2 separate regions of the Homo sapiens genome follow, and region 2 is linked to region 1. Evidence: read pairs that join two places in POLR2A ChIA-PET (ENCODE). Cell type or tissue: MCF 10A. All regions are shown on one strand. Links, peaks and the distances in the headings refer to the core of each region. The heading gives the core; the rest is flanking DNA. Region 1 overlaps ZKSCAN3 (zinc finger with KRAB and SCAN domains 3). Region 2 holds the start of ZSCAN16 (zinc finger and SCAN domain containing 16).

Region 1 (2,807 bases), core at 156-2,655:
CCAAAAGAAATAGAACTGAATTAAACCTTGGCTGCCTGCTAGTGAGACCCTCAATTATATCTGAAGTGAGGCTTGCCCAAAAAACTGGCATAACATTCACATTAAAATTCAGCTGAAAGAAGGATTTCTGCAGGCTCTTCGGATCTTTGGGCTGAAGGCCCTTCAGTTTCTCTCAGAAACATCAAGGCAGCCGAAAACATCACCAAGCCCTTCCCCTGGAGAGAGCATAGGCTGCCCCTGGTCTTTGCCACCTCCTCAATCTGCCACTTTCTTTCTTCCCCTTCAAGACTGAACTTCTTGAAAGAAAGTCCTTAGTCCCTGATTCTAGTCCTCACCTCCCACTAAGCCTTCCACACACTGTAGGCTGCAACTGCCAAGACCACTAAGATTTCGCATGCAGAAGGAACCAAAGGTGCTTCCCTCAATTCCCATTTTCCATGGCCTCTTCTCAGGCAACTGGGCTGAGGATACTGTCCACTTCCAAAAACTCACTTGTCCTTACTTCAAGGATCTTGCTTTCTCCTGCTTTCCTCCTTCCTGGTTCTTCTCAGCTCCCATCATAATCTGGTTAAGTGTTCTGAAGCCAGGTTTCCTGAGGTCGTCAAAATCCTGGCTTTACTACCTACTAGCTCTGTGCCTCCCTCTCCTTATCTGTAATAGGGATAGTGATAGCAGATAGGGCCATTGTAAGCATTAAGTAAGTGAGTGTATAAAACTCTTAGAACAGTGCCTGGTGTGTGGTTGTAAGGAACATGGCTGTGCTGCAGCGAAGCAGGCATAGGCCGAGGTAAACATCCTGCATGACTCAGCAGGATTGGAGCGCACGCACACAATTCCGTGCATTATATAATCACAGTTATGTAGCCATAATCTGGGGAGGCTCATCACCTGGCTCTAAGATACTACTGTTTGTGAGGTGTATAAATGTGGCACTGACACTGTGAAAGAGCTGCTGAGTAAAGCCATGTCCCATCTACCTGCTGTCTCTCGAGTGTTCTTCCAGCTCCCTGCCCCCCATCCACCCACTCCCCTTGGACCTCAGCTGGGGCTCTAACCTGACATTTGGCATAGTGAGCAAGATGAGGTGAGTGGGTCTTCAGCCCCCAGGCTCCCGGAGCGGCTATGCAGCCACAGCATGAGCTGTGGCACCCAGTGGCAGCCGTGCTGCAAGGATGGGCTCTGGTGGAAACATGGGCGGCAGTGGACAGGCCCTCCACGAGTGTGGAGAAGGTGCTGAAGCACCTGGAAATGCACAGGACCGAGAAGGAGTGTGCCTTTGCCAACAGAGTCAGATGGGCATTTGTGACTGTGCTGCTGGAAGGGCATGCCCAGTCCCTGCTGGACGCAGTGCAGGGAGGAGGACGAACCTCCATTACAGGCTCACCCAGTGGTCTGCCAGAAAATAGAGCATGAACAGCCACTGGGCCCCAAGGGTGGGCCTAGAGACCCCCTACCATAGTGAAGCACACTTCTTATAGTGCTTGTACCCCCCACTGAGTTGTGGGAGTTAGGCAAGCAGTGCCAGCAGCATTTGGGGGAGACTCCCTGCCTGAATTCTGTCTCTCCGGGACAAAGGAGCTGATCCATTTCCTGCTCCCCCTCTGAGATGGAAAAGCTGGCTTCTTTAATTACAGTGTGGTCTGATGCCGGTGAAATACCAGAAACTGTCAGTAGATGGCAGTTGTATATAGACTTAGTGCAAGTCATTCGGGAAAAGGACATTGCTGGGCAACTAGGTCCCGCCGGAGCGTTCCAGCTCAAAGATTACCTGCTGCAGTCAGGCAGAAATGTAAAGTCTTTCCTGTTTGATTGGGAACTGACCCAGGTGCCAGGCTTGGGGGGACACCGGACAACCAAAGGCAATATGTGGACTCGGCAAGCCACTGGTCCCTAAACCTGAATAAGTTTCCGGGCAGAGCTGCATTTATTGACGGTTATGAAAGCTGGTCAGTGAAAGTGAAACCTGTATCTTTGGACCTCGGCATCGGCCGCTTAGCTCCCTGCTTATGCACTGTGGATGTCTCTCCCATGCCTGAGGACAGGCTGTGGGTGGATGTTTTGCACGGCTTGGCAGCTGTGCCGTCTATCATGGATTTGATAGGCCACTTGACAACAGAACTGGGATGGTGCCACTGTGTGGTGGACTTGGCCAATGCATTCCTCTTAATCGACATTGCTCCAGAGAGCCAGGAACACTTTGCCTTCGTGGGAGGGTGACAATGGACTTTCACAGTATTGCTGCAGGGATATATGCATAGCCCCAACATATGTCATGATCTTATTAATGATGTTATATTAACCTCTGATTCTCTTGCAGATTTAGAAGCAGCAACGCAGCCTCTTGCCTGGAATTGGGATGATGCGGCTGAAACCACCTTCCTGGCAGCCAAACAGGCTATTCAGCAGGCACAAGCCCTATGGGTAGCTGATCGGGGCACCCATTTAAACTTGATGTGCATGTGACCAGATAGTTTTGACTGGGGCTTATGGCATCACACAGAGCTCTTTAGAATGCCAGTAGACTTTTGGTCCCAACTTTGGAAGGGAGCTGAGCTCCAGTATTCCTCGACAGAGAAGCAGTTACTAACTGCATATGCTGCCCTTTAGACTCGTGACAGCCTGGCAGGATGGGCTACAGTCGTCGCGCGCATGACTTACCCAATAGCAGGGTGGGTATGCTCATGGGTAACAACCCACACACTGGGATGGCACAGACATCCACTTTTGTAAAGTGGGGTGCTTAAGCCTACTTGGAACAGCAAAGTATGCTAACTCAAGTCCCTTAGAAGCACAATTACAGGAAGTCT
Region 2 (2,807 bases), core at 265-2,764, 230 kb after region 1:
ATAAATATTTTCAGATGTTCTTTCATATGCCTTTTGCTTTGGCTCCATCCATATCCCCTGATCACTCACAGCCAGATGACTGCCCCTTCACACCTGCTTTCCAGGTTCATCAAGCTCTCTCTCCAGATCCTCCAGTACCGTCACTGCCTCCTCTCCAGTCTCTGGATGGTGTGCACGCACCCATGCTTGCAGGTCTTTAGGAAGAATGCTCAGGAACTGTTCTAGCACCAGCAGGTCTAAAATCTGCTCCTTGGTGTGGCATTCTGGCCTCAGCCACTGACGGCAGAGCTCCCACAGCTGGGTAAGAGCTTCACGGGGTCCAGGTGCATCCTGATAGCAGAGCTTCCTGAAGTGTTGTCTATAGAGTTCCCTCCTGTGAGGACTGCACTTTTGTGAGCTGGAATCCTGTCCCCAGTAATGGTCCTCTGCCTTAATTATCAGAAGTCCTTTTTGGTCCTCAGGTTCCAGGGCTGTGGTCATTCTGGGCTTTGCCAGGAGATTTATCCTCTATCTGGGATTGAGTCAAAGAGAATCTCTTAGAATCCTGCCTCAGAGACACTCCTAAGGCATAAAAAGTTGTTACCATAGAGAAATTACAAAAATTTCTGTGAACATAAACACATCATAATGAAGCCAAGCCACCAGAAGTCAATCAGAGAAAACAGTCTTATAGGAAGCTGAAACAAAACAAAACAAAACAAAACAAAAAACAGTGACGCAGGGATATGATTTGAATCTGTGCTCTATTGTGTAACTTAGAGGAAGTTATTTATCTGGACTAGAACTACAGATCCTCAGGTACAATTCTCATGTGTGTTACAGGGTTGATATACAGATTACATGAGAACGTATGCAACGTCCCTGGCATGGCAGCGGGCACTAGTAAGCACTAAATAAACGCCAAGTATTATTAACGGCTTTGTTAAAAGGCTCTTCATTCTGTTACCATGAGATGCACGGGCCAGCTTGTGCCCCCAGGATTCACTGGTTATAGGATATGTGTGCCAACCCTGGAAGGGGATCAGACAGATGCCTCTGCAGAGGAACCCGCAACCAGTGTCCCCCTTCCACCCATCCTCTCCCGGAAGGCTGGGCCAAATCCTCTCCTGTAGATCTGTTGGGGGGCGGAGGGAGGGACAGGAGTGTTACACTCTGCCCGCGACAGGGAGGTGTGGGGAGGGTGTTGCTGCTGACCACAGCTGCGTCTTGTCCCCTTTTCTCCACCTGGGAGCCGGGAGACACTCACCTTACGCGCAGGGAGGAACAGGTGCAACAGCTAGCGTCCTTTGGACAGCCCCGAACAAAGACTAGACTCAAAGACACCAATCGGCGCCCGGCCGCTTCAGCCGGGCACTTCCGGGCCGCTCTAGGAAGCTTCGCCTCTGTGGCAGCTTGAGTGCTTGCCTCCTCGGCCCTAGCCAGTGGAGGACCCGGCTTTTACGCCTCGTATTGATGGGATTGCGGGATCTGCGAGCAAGTCTTATTTGTACTTCTTTAAAACGTTTTTCGGTTTAATTATTGAGTAATATGGATAAGTAATGCATTCACATACATTTATTAAAAAGAGTAAATGTCCCCCAGCGTCTAGTTTGACAATATTTTTCGTGACTTGTATATCCTTCCGTAGATATATTACACCGTTATAGATTGTCCGCGCTTTTTCCCCTCTGCACAAATAGTAGCACTTCTGTACCTTTCTTATTTTTCTTTTTACCAGGTGGTCTTGGTAAAGGCTGTACATAAGTGTTTCCTTGATCTTGCTCTTTTTTAAACAACTGCACGGTATTCAACTGTGTATTATGTTCTATAATTTGTTAATAAGTACCCCATTGGTGGTCATGAGGTTGTTTCCAATTCTTCTTTTTCAAACATTGCTGCAATAACTTACTGTGAACTCACATCATTTTTCATGTGTAAGGATATATCCATAGTCTGTATGTCTAGAAAGGGAATTACTACAGCATAGAATAGGGAAATTTGTACTTTTGTTAATGCCAAATCACCAATCATAGGATCTACTAGCAGTATTCTTATTTACCTATACTTGTCAACACAGTGTTATAAAATATTTTGATCTTTGCCAAATTGATGGGTGAAAAATGCTCTTAGTTTTTTACTCCCTCTTCTCCTTTCTTACACAAATATTGATTTATCTACTATGCCAGGCACTATTGTGGAAGCTGGAACTAATTTTGAGCAAAACAATGCCCTTCCTTTCATGGAATTTATAATCTTGTGTGTGTGTGTATGTGTGTGTGTGTGTGTGTGTGTGCTGGGGAGGCAGGCAATAAACCAAAAAATATACATAGTGTATAGAGAGTGGATATCAGTTCTAAGGAGAAAATAAAGGAAATAGGGAATTTGGGGTGAGAATGAAGTGATGCAATTTAAATAGGATATTCATGGAGGACCTGACTAGGAAATTGACATTTGAGCAAAGATTGAGGGAGCTGAGGGAATGGGCCATCAGGGATAAAGATGTTTCAGGGAGAGGGATAACAAATGCAAAAGCCTGGAGTGGAGTGTGTTTTAAGTATTTTGGGCAAAGGAAGGGTGCTTGTTTTTCTGGAGCTGAGTGAGCAAAAGAGCGTTGGGTGGAGAGATAGTGAGAGCCTTGGGTGAGTGCAAGGGTATTTTTACTCTAAAATGATAAAATGATAAGCTACTCAGTTTATTTTCTTTTCTCTTTTCTTTCCTTTTCCTTTGTTTTAGGAGATGGGTCTCACTCTGTCACCCAGACTGGAGTGCAGTGAGTGGTGCGATCATAGCTTACTGCAGCCTGAAACTCCTGGGCTCAAGTGATCTTC

Evidence for each region. Peaks named below come from ENCODE experiments on the same cell type or tissue, not always from the same donor. Only the 100,000 strongest peaks of a DNase experiment are listed, where the experiment ranks them.
Region 2: POLR2A ChIA-PET joins it to region 1 with 13 read pairs; 12 of 35 experiments call an interaction of 5 or more read pairs at or near these places.

The regions. Positions count from the first base shown.
Region 1 is chr6:28,355,185-28,357,991 of GRCh38, reverse strand. All of the region lies in intron 1 of ZKSCAN3 (zinc finger with KRAB and SCAN domains 3), which reads right to left. It also overlaps a transcript of ZSCAN31 not described here. Among named protein-coding and RNA genes, the nearest start is that of ZKSCAN3, 6.6 kb to the right of the region's middle. RefSeq lists enhancers at 674-1,578, 1,858-1,927. In MCF 10A, for the core only: a CTCF peak has its summit at 1,700 (motif pointing right); DNase peaks (open chromatin) are centred at 1,701 and 1,961.
Region 2 is chr6:28,123,117-28,125,923 of GRCh38, reverse strand. It overlaps ZSCAN16 (zinc finger and SCAN domain containing 16), which reads right to left and starts at 1,315. Exons shown (of 4, transcript NM_025231.3): 1 at 1,247-1,315; 2 at 94-511. The coding sequence starts at 480. It overlaps ZSCAN16-AS1 (ZSCAN16 antisense RNA 1), which reads left to right. Exons shown (of 2, transcript NR_103456.1): 2 at 2,713-2,807. RefSeq lists an enhancer at 1,170-1,671. In MCF 10A, for the core only: no CTCF peak of the experiment used is centred there; a DNase peak (open chromatin) is centred at 1,363.